Regions from separate parts of the Mus musculus genome. Here region 2 is linked to region 1. A link is a loop called in an ENCODE intact Hi-C map of the cell type or tissue named here. Cell type or tissue: left cerebral cortex. All regions are shown on one strand. Each heading gives the region's core, and the rest is flanking DNA. Links, peaks and the distances in the headings are about the cores only.

The links. A loop is a pair of places that touch in the nucleus more often than their neighbours do. Peaks named below come from ENCODE experiments on the same cell type or tissue, not always from the same donor. Only the 100,000 strongest peaks of a DNase experiment are listed, where the experiment ranks them.
Region 2: it touches region 1 in a loop (2.3-fold over the local background); 2 of 42 quality-filtered maps call a loop at or near these places.

What each region holds. Positions count from the first base shown.
Region 1 is chr10:85,594,481-85,602,480 of GRCm38, reverse strand. Btbd11 (BTB (POZ) domain containing 11) reads right to left here. Exons shown (of 17, transcript NM_028709.2): 4 at 3,604-3,756. Among named protein-coding and RNA genes, the nearest start is that of Gm40731, 8.3 kb to the right of the region's middle. In left cerebral cortex, for the core only: CTCF peaks have their summits at 3,168 and 4,247; DNase peaks (open chromatin) are centred at 3,202, 3,408, 3,694 and 4,199; H3K4me3 peaks cover 963 bases.
Region 2 is chr10:85,383,633-85,392,956 of GRCm38, reverse strand. It overlaps Btbd11 (BTB (POZ) domain containing 11), which reads right to left and starts at 6,143. Exons shown (of 17, transcript NM_028709.2): 1 at 4,479-6,143. The coding sequence starts at 5,628. In left cerebral cortex, for the core only: CTCF peaks have their summits at 4,048 and 6,293; DNase peaks (open chromatin) are centred at 4,904, 5,166, 5,532, 6,173 and 2 more places; H3K4me3 peaks cover 2,484 bases.

The sequences.
Region 1 (8,000 bases), core at 1-8,000:
TAAGAAAGAATAAATGGATTGTTTGAACCCTCCCATTCACAGCAGCTGAGTGACTTCAGGTGTGTTCTAGAAGTCCTGAGAGCCCCAGTCTTCCTTTCTGTAAAACGGGATAATGAATGTGCTTTTCACGGTTGCTAGGGATGGTTACATACACACCACAAGGGCAGTTAGCATAAGATGCAGAGTAGGCCCCAGGTGCCTTTGCTGGATATTATAATAAAAACAAGCAAACACACAAAAGCGACTCTCTGATGCTGTTACCTGCAAAAGGGAGTTAGTAATTCCTGCCTTACATCATAATAAATGAGAAAATGAGATGTGATAAGAAAGAAAAATAGGAACTCTTTTTCACATGCTGTTTTTTTTTCTAGTTTTTCTTTTTTGTAAGTTTCTAGTATTTTTTAATGTTTTACATTCTGCCTGTCTGTTTATCTGCATGTGCTAAAGATGGGCTCCAGGGCCTTGCTTATTTAGACTGATGAACCACATCCTCAGGACATTTTACACTTATTATTTGGGTAAGCCAATGGACTCCTATGCAGTCATCCCTCAGTACTCATGGGCGATTAGATCCAGGATCCCCACCAACAGCAAAATCCATAGATACAGACATTTCTTCAACATCCCCCATCAACAGCAAAATCTGTAGATACAGACATCTCTTCAACGACACAGAGCAATATTAGTATAAATTCTGTAAACCATCTACATAAGTTCTTTGTGGGTTATTTATAATACCTGATATAATGTAGATGCTATATAAATAGTGATAATGCTCTATTGTCTAGGGAAGAATGACAGAAGTGTCTGTACATGCTAGATGTGGGTTCTAATGTGGCCACAAGACAAATAGATACTAAGATGGATTCATGGTGTGATCATCAGGTGACACACTTGGTCATTAGACCTTGTCTTATAGGGAGGATGCAGGGAAAAGGGGCTCTCTGGAGGCTCACATCCAGGCAATGAAGTCCTGAGAAGTAACAAACCCCAGAAAAAGGTCATCGAATCCTCTCACAGGCTGCTTGAGCACATAGCTGGTCCTCTGAATTCATGCATGATGTGTTCCAGGATCTCTTGCAAAAACCCAAATCACTGAATGTTCTAGTCTTGTGTAGAGAACAGCATAGTCTTTACACAGAACATTCACGAATGCTCACATATTCTTTAGAGGTGTGTGTGTGTGTATGTGTGTGTGTGTGTGTGTGTGTGTGTGTGTGTGTGTGTGTGTACTTGCAAATGAATCCAGGTACCTCTGGAGGCCAGAAAAAAAAGTGTCAGATCACCTGGAACTCGAGTCAAGGGCAGTTGGGAGGGGTTTGGGGAATATAATTAAGGTCTTCTATGATAGGGTCTTACAATGTAGACTAAGCTGGCCTTGAACTCACAGAGATCCACCTGCCTGTCTCCCAAGAGCATTAAAGGCATGGGTCACCATACCTGGTCACTCCCACATAGTCTTTAAATCATCTCTAGATGAGTTAAAATACCAATACAATGCAAACTCAATACAGATGTTTCTTTTACTGTGTTGTACAGGAAATAAGGGTAGGCAAAAGATGTCGGCTCGTGTTTAGTACAGGTGTAATTATTTTCCCTCTGAGTACCTGAATCCTCAGCCTCAGAATTCTTGGGACAGAGTTCTGACTACACTTGATACCTGTGTTGGGTAGGCAGCCTCTGATTTTTCACTTAACTTCTGTGTGATACTGGGAATTACTCAGTCTCACAGGGACTTGATTTTCTCCTGTTTTTAAAGACACATGAATATATTAAAGGCCACCCAGGATTAGTGTTTATGGAGCAGTGAAGACTTGGGGCACTGGCTAGAGTAACTGTCGTTTTGTGAATACTGTGTGCACGATTCGCACACATGACCTTGCCCTCTATTTACACCAACCAGGGGAGGGGGGGCTGCCATAAATGTCTCATGTTACTCATGGACAAATGACAGTTCAGACAGGTTAACCAATGTGTTCCCCAGTTAACCAACCCTGGTAGAGGCATCTGCCCCCCTCCCCCCAGGCAATGGTACTCTGGGACCCAAGTTTTTAACCTTTGGGCTATGGGGTCTCCTGAGAGCTTGCCAAACAGAGGTCACCTTTTCAGTAAGCAACAAGGAAGCGTGTGGCTTTACTGGTCACCCTGCAGGCCAGAGACTCCTGTAGCAAGGAGAGCCTGGACCACAGGGCAATGCAGGCTGAGGATGGTGGGCAGGGGCCCTGGGAAACAGGAGGCAGGAGAGTCTAGTAGGCAAGGCTGGGTTATGTCAACAGTGAAACCAGACATTTTCCCTGGCACTTCTTCCTGCATATGTGCAATGATGGCTTCCTAGTCTACAGAAGTGGGAGATTATGCTAATCTCACACAGCTGCTGAAGGGACTAAGGGAAGCAGGTTGCAGAAGCAAGTGTCTTGTTGTTGGCTCTAACTGGCGCATAGTGAGTGTTCTATAAGAAACACTCCATGGCTGGAACTCAGCCCGGGGGCTGAGCTACTGGGAGTCACATCCTGATGATTTACCATTCAGCTACCTCAGATATATCAGTAACCTCAGTTTCTTTATCCATGAAGTGGGTATAGCAGCCACACACTCCACAGGCTTGGGAAGCACTTCGTAGGTACTCATCTATATCACTTAAATCAGGCCCCAGCACTTTGGCTAAGAGTCCAGTTCTAGGTCCTCATGAACCCAGGTGTATATGACAGGTCCTTAATATCCTTGGGGTACGCTCCCTCAGGTCCCATCAAAACCTGTTAGGGCAGAAATTTCTGAAGTCTGGGATTGAGTACTCCCAAGGGAGGATGGCTTCTCATCAGGTGGTGGGAGGAGATTTGAATGAAATGATATGGTCACCCAGGGAACAGTTAAGGGAGTCAGGAAAGTGCGTGTCCACATATCATTTGTGTTCTGTGTATTTGCATTTGGGGCCAGGTAAGACTGAGCTGAATAAGCTGGTGTGTTTGTTTTGTTTTTACATTAAACAAACAAACAAACAAACAAACAAAACCCAAGCCCCCTGCATGAGAGCCCTGGCCAGCCCATGAGTAAATAAATCCCACTTTGCTGGAGGGGAGCCCTGGGTACAAGCCTGAAAGGAAACATCCTGCGAAGCCCATAGCATCCTCAAGCTGGTGGGGAGACAGAGAGGGCGCTCTCCCAGACAGAGATTTCACTCCGCAAAGATTCGTCAGAAAAGTAAGAACGCTAATATTTCAGAGAGGAGGACTGGGGTAAAAGGAGAGATCAGAGGGTGGGAACACAAATCGAAGGGTTACCAACAGAGAATAGCCAAGACAAAGAACAAGACACCTCGCATCCTGTAATCCACAGAGACACATACTCCCAAAGATTTGCTTATTGTTTAGCCCCCCACCCTCCACGCGGTCTGCCATTTCAACCAACAGAGCCTTAGCCTCAGCTACAGCAAGGATTTCGGGCGCCAGCAATGGGTGGGGAAGAGTGTAGTGCACGTACACCCCGGTGGCTGCGACCTACAAGCAAAGCTTGAGACCTCCCACCCCTACCTATTCTCACGGCCCCCGCCCCTAGGGTCTCCGCGCTCTTCCCCCATCACCCCATCCCCTTTCCCCCTCCACCTACTTGAGCTGGCGCGGCTCGCAGTCCACTCCCGGAAGCAGCAGCCGGGCGGCTTGGCGGACATCGTCGCTATCCATAGAAAAGCTGCGGCGGTGGCCGGCATGCGCCACGGCCACTCGGATCCACTCCATGAGAGGGGGCAGCACGAGGAAGGGCCTGCGCAGGAGGAGAGAGGCGGAGATGTATTAGGACCGCCACGGAACTAGGGCTGCTCAGACCCATCCCGACTCTCGCGGGGACCCCTATCTGAACCCCATCCCTGCTTCCACCTCCACACCCATCCGTTTTCCCTGGAGACCCTGCCTGGAAACTCCTGAGTGCGAGAGCCTTTGGAGACATCCTGACCCCACTGGTGACCCCGGGTCAGGCTCTCTAGACTCTCTTGGCCTCGGTTTCCTCATCTGTGAAAGGGGGCTACTGAGGCCACCAAAGGTTGCAATGTTACTCTGCTGTGAGTGCTGTCCCTCTCAGAGATCATGTGCATGTGGAGATGAGTCACTTCAAGCACTAGCGCAGGGTCCGGAGCCAAAGAAAGCCAATGAACACCTGGCATTACTCCAGATTCCCAGCTCTATCCAAGAGACTTTCTCTACTTCCTTTCCCATCCCTGCCAGGCTTGTGTCACCCTTCTGGCCTCGACTCTGCACAAGCACCAGGCTACCACAAGGCACAGAGCACTTGCCAAATCAGGGTGGGAGCCAAATGCAATTAACCTTCACACGCAAGACTGCTGGAGCCCAGAACAGCCAACAAAGCTGAGGGTGGGGACATTTAACACATCGCAGACCACCGTGGGAGCCAATGGGTGCACTGTGGAACCAGCTTGTTGCCACATTGGCTGAGGCAGTGACGCTTCCTGATCCATATCTAGGGGCATTATATATAGTCTATTCTCATACTTGTATTCTGGAGAGTGTGAAAATACTTGAGTCACACTAGGATTTAATTGGTATAGTATGAGGCTGGGCTTTGGTAACTTTTAAAGTCTCTCTCTCTCTCTCTCTCTCTCTCTCTCTCTCTCTCTCTCTCTCTCTTTCTCTCTCTCTCTCTCTCCCCTCCCTTCTCCCTCCCCCCTCCTCTCTCTCTCCCTCCTTCCCTCCCCCTCTTCCCTCCCCCTTTCTCTCTTTCTGTATATGTGTGTTTAGATTTATTTATTTGTTTTATGTATGGGAGCACACTATTGCTTTCTTCAGACACAGATATACCAGAAGAGGGCATCGGATCTCATTACAGATGGTTGTGAGCCACCATGTGGTTGCTGGGAATTGAACTCAGGAACTCCAGAAGAGCAGTCAGTGCTCTTAACCGCTGAGCCACCTCTCCAATCCTTCCCTTTGTGTTTTTAATGTACACCACAGCTCCCTGAATGGTTTGCTGAAACACAGATTGCTGGCCCCACTTGCAGCAGTTTTGATTTGTTGGCTTAGGAGAGGAACCTGGAAAACTAAATTTTAAATCAGTCCCTGCTACTCATACCTGCTCTAGAGATGTCAAAGCCAGGCTTCACCTGAGGAGGGACGTGGTTTAAGAGGCAGACTCCTTGGGCTGTCTCTAGAGATGTTCGTAGATCTTAAGGACACAATCTAAGGGATGGGAGAGGTGACTCAGAAGGTAAGGTTGCTTGCTGGCAAGACTGATGCCTGAGGTCCTGTCCTGAGAACCCACATGGCAGAAGGAGAGGACTGACTCCTGAAAATTGTTCTCTAGCTTCTACGTGATGCACACGAGGGCATTGTGCCCCACCAATCAATGATCAATCAATCAATCAATCAATCAATAAACAAACAAACCACAATTAAAAATCTAAATGGGCATAATTGAATAAGCACTTCCTATACTTCTAATTTACGTGGAGCATGCTTTGACAATGGTGCTGTGTGGACCTGTAAGATTTCCTACCATTTGTCAGGGCCTGGATGTCACTGAGGCAAGGGTACCTGGGCGTCAAGATTTACGGAAGCAGAATCCTACAGCCATGAAGCGTAAAAGGTGATTACGAGGCATCTGCTCCCTCTCAAAATACAGATGTCACGAGTTTCCCACAAGGTGTTGGTGCCAGGCTCCAGTTTTCCTAGAGTCAGGCTACTTCTCTGATGTTAAAACATGCAACAACTCTGTCCTTGACACTCATCTCAGTTAACCTTGTCCATGAGATCATCTAAATATTTAGGGCGAACTGGCAGTTAGCTATGGAGTCTGCCTGCTTTAGCATCAGAAAAACAGTGTTTACTGATAGTAAGGAACCTTCCTAGCCTTGAATCATGAGGTTTTCAGAACTAAGAGTCAGACCCAAGTTATTTGGTTGCACAGCCCGTGTGCCGCTATCTCATGTAATCTCACCTTTCTCCCAGTCTGCTTTCCCAGCATGCAATCTGTTACCCACAATGCACCTGTTACTCGAGGGACCTGGTCTCGGATCTTTGAAGGCGTGGTATGTTCCTTTTCTGCCCTGCAGCTCACTCTCCTGTGTGTAGGGCCTCCATCTCTTCAGAAGCTCACACCCCATTTAACCTTTGCCAAATTCTACTGTCCCCAAACACTTGTGATAATTGAGCCACCTGGGCCACTCTCATGTGGGTCCCACCTTGAAGGACTTTCTTTACTCAGATGCTTCATTAGAATATCAACTGATCTGGGCAGAGACCAGGCTGTCCAGTTCACTCCCTCCATCTCTGTCCCAGGGCAGTGTCTGGCAGGTTGGAAGCCGTTAATATCTGTTCATGAGATAGACGAAGACTTACCAATTTCTTACTGTCTGATCCTAAGAAAATCAAGTTTCTGGGCCTGGGACCTAGAGGTCAGACTCTCGGGGAATTTCTGTCTGCATCAGCCTGCTACTTAGGCTGTCTCTCTCATTCTTTCCATCTCTCCATCACCTAAACCGAATCAGGCACTCAATAAACACACCGACTTGAAATTGAATTGGATTCCACTGTCTCTAGGGGAAGTGGGGTTTATTTCAGTCCCTGTGTCTCAGTCACTGCTGGAAACCAATCCCAAGCTCCCGAAGAATTCCCCCAAGGTTGTTTCTCAGAGGAGAACCTCCTCCTGCCTTTGATCAGTGGTCCCCAAGCCTGGTCCCTGGTGAGTTGAGTCTCTGGTGCAGCTGTCTTTCATGCTAGAGACTGGGCCATCCAGTGTACCTGCTGAATACCAAAGAGAGGCCCTGCCATTTGCTAGGTCATTTCTTTACCAAGACAGCTGGCCAGCCCCAGAATTAAAAACAAACTCAAACCACATTAAGTTCTTCCTTTTCTGGAATTTTTCTGTGTTCCTGTTCTCTTGACACCACTGTCTTGTCTATCACTGGACGCTGGCAGTTTGTAAGCTCATGAATTCTTTGCCAGCAACTCATCAAATAATCTTATCTTGTCTGCTCAAAGGGGACAAAATAACATTATTTGTGATGCTTTCTCTGGAAGAGTTAGTGATAGGACAGAAATTTAGGGCCTTGAGACAAATGGGGTAGAGAATTTTCAGGAACAATATGGCATCTGCACATGTATGTGAATGGTGGTGGTGTGTGTGTATGTGTATGTGTGCACGTGCACACCCACGTGCATCTGTGTGTCTGTCTGTCCATGTGGGAACCAAAGAAAGCAACTGGTGGTGTTGCCTATGAGATGTCCACTTTGCTTTTTTGAGGTAGGTTCTCTTAAAGGACTGTGGAACCCTCTGATCCAGGAAGGCTGGGCTTACAACATTATGCCTGGATTTTCTTACTCTCCTTAAAGATGAATCCTGGGGCATTGAACTCAGGCTTTCACACTTGTAAAGCAAAAATTCCACTCCAGCTATCAGTCCAGGTCTCTCCTTACATGTTTTTAAAGAGAACCATGATTCATTGGCTCCTTGCTTTATTCAGAAGCAGTCAGTTAAAAGCTAGAAGAGCCCATGGAGGAATTAGTGACATCTTCCACAGCTCCCAAGCTTTGCGCCAACAGGCTGGAGGGGGTTCTGGGCATCTGCATTCTAAGCCAGCCCTCCTGGCAGTTCCAGAACATGTGGGTTTGTGAACCAAGCATCCTGGGTGAACAGGGGAGGTAGGATCTCCACTCAAGCAGTGTTGTGGCCTTCACTGTAGCTTTAGGCAAAGTATATGGGGTGGGACAAGAACCCCTGGAAGGGAAGAGAAAGCCTAGATGGGTTTCTGCAGGATCAAGACAGCTAGTCAGCCCAGGAAGGCCCAAGGAGCCAGTACAGGGCATAAGCAGCTGTAGCCCCTCCCTGAAACCAAGAGGAGATCTGGTGACAGGTGACAAGGTGAGGGCCAGGGAATGAAAGGGACTATGGTTGGTGATGCTGCAGCATCAAATTCCAGTTCTGGGTCTGTGTGGCTCTGGCTAACAACTAGGGTGGATTCAGATGAGGCAGCTTAATTTGTGGGCTGTCAGCCATCT
Region 2 (9,324 bases), core at 1-8,000, 210 kb after region 1:
CTTGGCAGTTTAGTATCTAAATCTAAAGGAGAACAGCTGCAAAAGTGGCTATATGTGTGGGGCAAAGCCAGAAAAACCTTTCAAAAGAGGATTCAAGTACTGGCAAGATAGCTCAGGAGGTAGACAAACTTGCCACCAAACCTACCGACCTGAGCTTGATCCGTAGAAACTATATAGTGGGAAGAGTGACCTGACTCCCATGAGTGTCTTCTGACCTCCACCATGTTAGACTGCAAATTGCTTCAGCCCCAAAGCAGCTTCTACTTCCCTAGCCCAAGATGGTCCACAGAGCCTAGGGAGCAAGCAAAGCGCCTTCAATTCTCTCTTTCTATTCCCAGCCTTGGCCATCACTCCAGCTTTCTTGGGTCCTCACCAACAACGTCCCAATGTCAGCAGGAAGTAGTCACGGAGACGATTGCATGGCCCCTTACCATTTATTATCAATTGGGGGGGTGGTGGAATGTTAGGTCTCAAACCCAGAAAAATGGCCAACCGAGATGCCTATTTAACACATCAAAGTGGATCTGGCTGCCAGTTTCTCCCAGCAGCCCTCAGTCCCTACCTTTATAGGGTATGGCTGGCATACCCTGCCCCTACCCTAAACTTTAGCACTGGTTTGGACTGCCCTTTCCCCAGGCAGCAAGCAGCAGTCTAAAGAGCATGGCACCCTTACTCCTACCTCGGCCCTTCCTACTTCCGTACCTTTTATAATACACAAACGAGAAGGATGTGGGCACTTATCTCTTGGGTCCGGCCTGCTACACCTGTCTAGGCTTCTCTTCTACTAAAGACATTATCATCTCTCTTTTCCTCTTTCGGTTTACCTTTTACTCTTTTGGTCTCCTGGACCTCCCCTCCCCCCTCTCCTTACATGGCCTGGCTCAGGGTCATGTTCATGCTAGGCTCTCCCAGATGTCTGTCTCTGACTGTGCTCTACCTCCTGTCTACAATAAACCTTTCCCTCCACCGTACGTAGGCACAGTCAGGTCCGATCTTTTTACTTAGTTTTTTCATTCACACTGATCTCCACATGGGCACCCATGTGTGCACGTACACCTGCGCATACACACACACACACACACACACTTTAATAATTAAAAATGAAATTCAAGAAGCTCAGAAGGCAGTTAGCTTCTTTAAGGACATCACTGAGCAGTACAGTACAACAGCTTGCTCAGTTCAACAAGCACCAAGAAAGTCATTTCTAGCTGGGCGTTAGGGACGCCCTTCAGCTTGGAGGATGATCACACACAAAATTAGTGCTGCCGGTTTAGATCGTCAGGTATAAAAAGGTGGATAAACAGAAACAAAAAGGTACAGCAAATTGCATGGGGTCAGTGCTCAGCTGAGTATATAATGAAGTAGGATACCCTGAATGCAGGGTACTGGTCGGCACCTGAAGCTACAGATACAGTGGCTAGGAGTATGGGCACTGAAGTAGACCATCTGTGTTCAAACAAGCAATATAAAAACAAACGTCCTACTCCCCCCCCCAAAAGCTCCATTTGTGCCTCAGTTTCTTCCACTGTATAAAGGAGATGGTAGCAGTACTTTGAGTTTTGTTTGTTTTGTTATTTGCTTGTTTGTTTGTTTGTTTGTTTGTTTGTTTGTTGAGACAAGGTCTCATGTAACCCAGACTGGCCTCAAACTTTTCTACCTAGCTAAGGATGGCCTTGAACTTCTTCTCATTTTTCTCCCTCCACTTCTGCATGCTAGTATTACATGGCTGGATTGTTCATTCAGTGCCGGGAATTGAACCCAGAGCTTTGTGCATGCTCAGCAAGCACTCTACCACCTGAGCCACCTCCCCAGCCTGACAGTTGTGCTAGACAAAAGGCACACTGGGTTTCCATGTATAAAGTGATCCTAAGAACAGGTTGGCTGCGATCAGTGTCTTCTCGGTCCCTGGCATTTAAAAACTGTTCAATAGATATTGAAGAACAGATGAATCCACAAATGAAGAAATTAATGGTGTTACTGAGTTAAAAGAGGGGAAAATCCATTATGGAAGGTGTGTGGTCCTCAGGAAGGCTTGCAGGTCAGAAAGACTGCTGTGCAAACCAGTTAAAGGAACAGGCTTGGTGTTCAGTGTATGTTAGGATGCCTGAGACATTAATCACTCATTCCTTAGCTCTTCTGTATGCATGCCCAGCCATTTTGAACAAGCCCGTAGAGTAATGAAGAGATCAGGATGAAATAACAGCATGTCTTGAACCAGAAAAAGCTGAAGGAAGAGCCCTGCGTCCCAGGAGTTAAGCTGTGTGGTGTGCGGAAGTTTGTGATGGCTTCAAGGCCCAACCACCACTCACTCACCCTGCCCAAAACCAGTTCTGTGGTTTTCTCTTCCCTTAAATTAGCCTTACTCCACAAGGGATAAACACAAATGCTGTCTTTACAAGAGGCTAAAGATCCTAAAAGCAAAATCTATTTGGAAAATGATTAGCTACTAACATAGCTATGGGAGGAGCTGAGGGTATACTGTGTGTTAAAACCTACATTCTGCAGACAAGTGGACAGAAGCCCAGAAAAGTCACCCCAAATCTCTCAGTTCAAGAGAATGCAGACTAAGAGGCATCAGGATGCTGGTGTTGGCAGACTAGAGCTTCCTCGGGGTTGGGAAGGGGGTGGGTGGGAATCCCTGTAAAAGTAAAATGAGAGAGCAAAAGAACCCCAAGAGGAAGATGAGGAGTTGTAGTGCTGAGATAACTCAGGCTAAGGGCTGACTGCAGTGTGTGTGTGTGTGTGTGGGGGGGGGGCAATGGGAGCCTACAATAGGGAGACTATTAAGCTGGTCTGTGATTTTAGGTTGAGGGTGCGCTCCCAAACAAAGAACAATTCAAAACTCGGGGTTTTGCAGGTAAATCCCCCATTCTGAAAAAGTACACGGGAAGCCTCGTGCTCTGTCACCAGATGTTTTCAGTCTCAGTGGGATGTCCCTGTGTACTTGCAGCATGAGCCTGTGTCTGCGCAGGTCTGTACGCCTTGGTATCCTCTGGGGAGTATGCCTTAGGGCAACAGAGGGGTGGGTGGGGGATGGGCTTTGGCAAAGAGATTGCAGAAGAGTCTCTGGAATCCAGGCAGATCCTAGCCCCTCCCCCAACACACACACACACACACACACACACACACACACACACAAGCTTTGCTCTTTTCTTCCCCTCCCCCACGATGATCATATCCAGGTGAAGAGATTCAGTCAGAAAGTCCATCAGGGTAAATTTATAAACGGTTAAAGCTGGAGCCTTATACCCCAGAAGCCTGCTGGTTTGCTCCTTCGCATATTCACAAGGCACTTGCACACACATGCGCGGGCACACCCACATGCACACTCTTGGCACCCCAGAGGCCAAGCCAGGCCAGACGCATCTCTCCTTTAGCTTGGAGGAAACAGACAGGCTGTGACATGAATGAAATCTACCCAGCAAGGCTGCCTTTTCGCTCCGACCACGCAACCTCGGGCCAAACCGCTTGGAATACGTAACAAAGTTTTATTTCGCTTTTAGAGTCTCCAGTTACTCTTCTACCATTTCCTGTGGAAAATTGAAGCTTTGAAGTGTCTAGCTCAGGCTTTTGCAGACGGGGACCGCTAGCGCCACCCGGAAAACAAGCACCCCAGCACTACCCTATGGACATCCAGGACCCCAGGTTCAAACCCACTCGGCACCTTCCAGGGGGCGCGATGAGGGGATTTTAGAACTCCAGAAAAAGGGTACCTGTAGCTGATAACCCCTACCTCTGGCCTGGGTCCCTAGTGGCTCTCCTTCAACCAAGTGACAGATGTAAATCACCCGCCAGAGCCTGGAATACTTGGCCTTGCCACCCTCCACCCCACCCCCACTCCCCTATATCTCCAGCTCTGGGTTCAAGTACTCAGAAACTGTTCAGGAAAACTTGGAGCAATGCAGTGTTGTCTCTCCACCACCACCACCACCACCTACATGAACACGTTTAGGCCCACCCAGCTCTATCCTTCCACCTTCGCTGCCCTCAGCCATGCCTTCCTAGCGCATCCACAGCGACCCCAAAGGGCCTGGGGCAAGCGAGAGAACTGCATGGCAGACAAGTGAACCTGCCTCCTCCAGATCTTAGCCCAACTCGTGGGTACTGGAATGTGGCCCCTTAAAGATCACAACAGGGTTCTAGAAGCTATTCACGAGACTCAAACGTCTCAAGCCAGATCCGAGTAAAACAACATACTAAATTAAATGTAAAATAAAAAGGGTGTTGGATTTTGCTCCTGTCTTGCGGGAGGCAGCAACCTCCTGGCCCTGCACAAAGGGGGCGGAACCCTGTGTGCTCTGGGAACATTACTACCAGTGTCAACCACGCGGATCCCAAGCTCAGGAGTGAACCTACGGGTTCCTGGCTGTCTCCACTCTGGCCCCTACCTCTAAGGCCGTGGAGAGCGCGAGTGGCCAGAGAGACGCGGGAGGGGGACGAGAGGCAAACTTGAACCCGGAGTTGACAGAGCCACTTACCACTGGCGTTCTTCCCACAGATGAGGTGCTGGTAGGGCTGCAAGAGCCCCCAGATTTCCGAGTCGTTGTTGACCGTGTGCTCCAGGGTCTCCACGGTGAATTTGGGCGCTTCGTGAAGCGTGTGGTGGTGGTGATGATGGTTGGCGGCGACGGCGGCGGTGGCTGTGGTTGGCGGGACTGCGGTCGCCGCCGTGGCTGGCGGGGCGCAACAACTACTGCCCCCGCTGGCGCTGCTGGCTGCGCTGCAAGGGCCACCGCTCGCCGCTCCCCCTCCCGGAGTCTCGCGCTCCTTATCCGCTGCAGGGGCTCCGGGGCCTGAGCCGGGGCCTGGGCCAGAACCGGAGCTGGAGCCAGGGCCAGGACCGCTACAGCTACGAGGTAGCCCGGAGGCCAACACCCGCGAGTAGATGTCCCGGAAGAGACTCTCCATACAGGCGGTCAGGTAGATGGCGGCATGCTCGTGGATGCGCAGCGCCACGCGGCTGTCCACCATCCAGCGGTACACGCGGCCCACGGAGAAGGTGAGGCCGCAGCGCGCCGACTTGCCACGGCCCAAGCGGTCGCCGCCAGCGCTGCTCATGTTATAGAGGGACAGCGCGGCCAGCGCGGCAGCGGTGCAGTGAGCCGCCAGGCCCCAGGACAGTACGATCTCCATGGCACTCTGGATCTCGTACTTGGTGCACTTGGCGAAGCGCAGGCTCAGGCGCTGCGCCTCTTTAGCGATGCGCACTAGAGCCCGGCTTACCAGCATCGAGAGCTTGGCCAGCGCGTCCTTGGGCAGGCTGCCGGGGACCGCTGGGCCTGCCCGGGGATCCCGCGAGCGCAGCAGCAGCAACTCCAGTTCCTGGAGGGTCCAGGGGACCTCGTCGAGGTCCGGCAGCAACCGCGAGCAGTGCTGACCGGCGCAGTCCAGCCCCTCGGAGTCTTCCACCAGGGCAGTGTTGACGGTGTCAAAGCTGTTGTGCCGGCTGTGCATGGAGTCAGCTAAAGGCGGCCAGCAGCTCCCGCCATACGGGGACGCCGGGTGAGAGTCAGAACAGCACAGAGACAAGTTGGAGGAGCGCACAGAGTCCGCCGCGCCACCATAACCCGAGTCCAGCGTCAGATCTTCCAGCGTTCGCACCACAGGCTTCTTACCTCTCCTGGCCATCGCTGCGCCACTTCATGCTGCAGCCGCCGTGGAGCCGAGGGGAAGGAAAGGCAAGGATCTGTGGGCACCGGGGTCCTCGGGGACAGCGGGGCTCCACGTCGCCTAGGCTCACTTTCCCACCTGGCGTTGCCAGCAAGTGTCACTACTTTCGCCTGTCTCCCCGAGCCGTCACCACGGGAAGATACACGGCGGAACCTGAAGTCATCTTCTGGAGTCGGGGCCAGAGCGAGGGCGCACTGAGCCGCGAGCCAGGCCGGGAAGGAAGCTCCCGCCAGGACCCGCGCCTTTCATCCAAAATAAAAGTGTCTGGTCCTCTCCTCCCTGGGACCAGACGGATGCAGAAGCCTCCGAGAGCCGGCCACAGTGTCGATAGGACCTAGATCGCCCCAGATACGGCCGCCGCAGCTCGGCGGGCTACGGGCTCCCCCGGCTCCGGGATCCGGGCCGCGGTTCTCTTGAGCTCCCGCCCCGCACTAAAGCGCTGTAGCCAGGCGGCTGCAAAACCCTGCTGAGCCCCAGCAAACCAAGCAGTCAGAGGGCGGGCGCATGCAAAGCAGGGCCGTCGAAGAGCCAATGGAATCGGGGGATGCTAATTACTTAGGTTTTTTTTTTTTTTTTTTATTCCTCCCTTCCATGCGGCCCCGCCCCTCAGACACGCCCCCCCAGGCCTTGACCAGGGCTGCAGCTAGGAGGGATCCGCGGCCTAGGTGGAAGCCTGGAGAAGAACAGTCATCCTGCAACTGTAGCTTCCCTAGTTTCTGCTTTCGAACTATCGACAAAAATATCATTTATATCGTTATTTGTTCCACTCTGCGGTTCATAAAGTGTTTGTCCGAGGGTTACTTTCTGCTTTGGCATTTTAGATTTCTCTTTCCCTCCCACCAGCCCATACAAGATGCACGTTTCTCCTCCCTCTTCAGGCACCCTGACTAATTCAGGCGGGTGCCGCTTCTCAGCCTGGGTTTGCTCCAGCATGGAAGGAAATAAAACAGGAAAGTAGTGAGGGGGAGACTGATAATTGCCACTGGGAAGCGAATCTCTAGCCATAAACCACCTGTCACCAGGACTTTCTAGGTTTGTTCGGCAGACAGGAATCTACCCTTAAGTTCCAGGGTGTGTGTGTGTGTGTGTGTGTGTGTGTGTGTGTGTGTGTGTGTGTGTGTTCCGGCCACTCTGTGGTTCTGGTGGACAATGCTCTAGACTGCTCAAACTTAAATTTGTGCACAGGAGAATATTCTTTTCAGCTAAAGAAAGATACAAAATATATGTGTGTGTCTGCTGCATTTCTGTGTCTAACAGCATCATTGCTTGGCTATTTGTCTATCTCTACCTACCTTAGGAAAAACCTTATTCATTCAAAGATTCCTACCTCCCTTACACAATCCTATTCCTACAAGAAGCCCACCCTGATCTCCCAAAACTATCCTGGGTGTTTCCACCACCCCACCCTCTTCGATGGCTTCACATTTCTGGGCCCTTGTCACGCTGGCTTGCTACTATCTATTTATTTGTCTGGATCCCACATTGGGCTAGGGAGTTGTGGTAAATGTATGAGTCGACAAGGGAAGGACGTGCTTTGAACTGCTGGTTTGAACGTTCAACTGTGGCTGAAGGGATGTGAGAAGACACTCAACATCACTGGCCATCAGGGTAACTGCAAATCAGAACCATAAGGAGCTGCCAGCTCATGCCTGTTAGGATGGCGATTATCAGAAAGTCAAAAGATTACAAGCATCAACAAGGGTGTGGAGGATAAAGAAGAGTGTACTCTATTGGTGAGAAGGGAAATTGATATAGCTATTATGGAAAATAATGCCGAAGATCTTCAAAAAATTACTAATTAGAACTACCATGTGATCCAATAATCCCACATCTGGATCTTTACCAAACAGAAATAAAGCCACTATTTAAAAGATCTATTTACTCCCCTCTCCCTGTTCATTGAAGCATTATTTGCAATCGCTAAGAGAGAATATTGTTCAGACTTCAAAAAGAAGGAAATCTCACCATGTATAACAAATGGCTAATCTGGACAGTATCATCCTGCTAAGGGGAGTGTCTCACTTATTGTGTGACTCTAAAAAGAATCACACAGTAGCACCAGAATGTACGATGGTAACTGGGTGCAGACAGGGGCGGGGGATTGTTCAGCACACAGACTTATATTTACAGATGATGTGTTCCACAGTTCTAGAGACATTACATACATGCAGGGTGGCATCTAGAGTGAATGATGATGTCGGTAGGAAGTTGTCTGTAAGTGTTCTTATCAGGCAGAGGAAAAGGTCAGATGTATGGGTTGAGAGGTATGTTAATTTTCTTGATTATGGTAATTATTCACAATACATATAATAAACACCACATAGTACACCTTAAATGCCTATCATTTTTGTTTGTCATTCAAATCTCAGTAAGGATGGGGGTGGGGCATAGGCAGCTGTGGATTCCCTGCCGTTCATCCTGCATATCCCATGTCATCCTGTAATTTCCATCCTAATACACGTCCATAGCAACACGTTCCCTTTCCTGTTCTCTAATATCAGAATCTTCCTAAAGTTTACCTCTTATGTTGTCACGCATAACAAAATCAAAACTAACAAACCACTCATATCAAAAAATGTGAGCTATTTTATTTATTTATTTATTTATTTATTTAGTCTCCCAAGTACCTAAAGTTTACACTTATTACTTAGCTTTCAGGAGTCCCACGCTATTCTTAAACTTCCTTTCTGTAATTTCACAGAGAGAGAGAGAGAGAGAGACAGAGAGAGACAGAGAGAGACAGAGAGAGACAGAGAGAGACAGAGAGAGACAGAGAGAGACAGAGAGACAGAGAGAGACAGAGAGACAGAGAGACAGACACAGAGACAGAAGGAGAGACAGAGAGGCAAAGACAAAGGCAGAGAGAGGGTGGGCTTTCTCACACATACATTGTGCGCTCTGGGCAGGTCGGATCCCTCCTACAGGCTGATATCCCAGCCTGTCTCCCTCATTCCCTGCCGCTGCTCTTTTCGTGCAGATGTCCTTCTCCCCTCTTATCTTTCTTAAACCTCCTCTCTTCCCAGTGGGATTCGGCTCCATTTGAGAGTGCTGCGATGTTTTCTTTTCCTGATGCCGCCTGCTCTCCTCCCAGGCAGAAGGTATCCCCGCGCACGTGGCTCAGTGCTTGTTTTAAGCCCTTTTCATTTCTCTGCACGGTTTCCTGGCCATCTTGTCTACCTCAAGCCCATACGCTGAGGTGTTGAGCTTGTTGAGGACGCTGAGTGCTTGGTGGAGCACAGCGAGCAAAGACCTGAGGAGGTTTCATGTATGTGCAGGAAACTCACACCAAGCAGCGCATGGAACTGCACGCTGACTCCTTCCCTCCTGTGGTGTGGGGTCAGCCTGGTACAGGCTGTCTTTGCCACTGTGCCAGCCGTATGCCCTGAGCTCATCAGTTCCATCCATTTTCACCTCTTTTTTTTTTTTTTAAGATTTTATTTCTTTTATGTATATGAGTGCACTGTAGCTGTCTTCAGACACACCAGAAGAGGGCATCGGATCCATTACAGATGGTTGTGAACCAACATGTGGTTGCTGGGAATTGAACTCAGGACCTCTGGAAGAGCAGTCAGGGCTTTAACCACTGAGCCATCTCTCCAGCCCCCATTTTTCACTTCTGTTTTCTTATCTCTGAGATGCCCCAGTCAACCTACC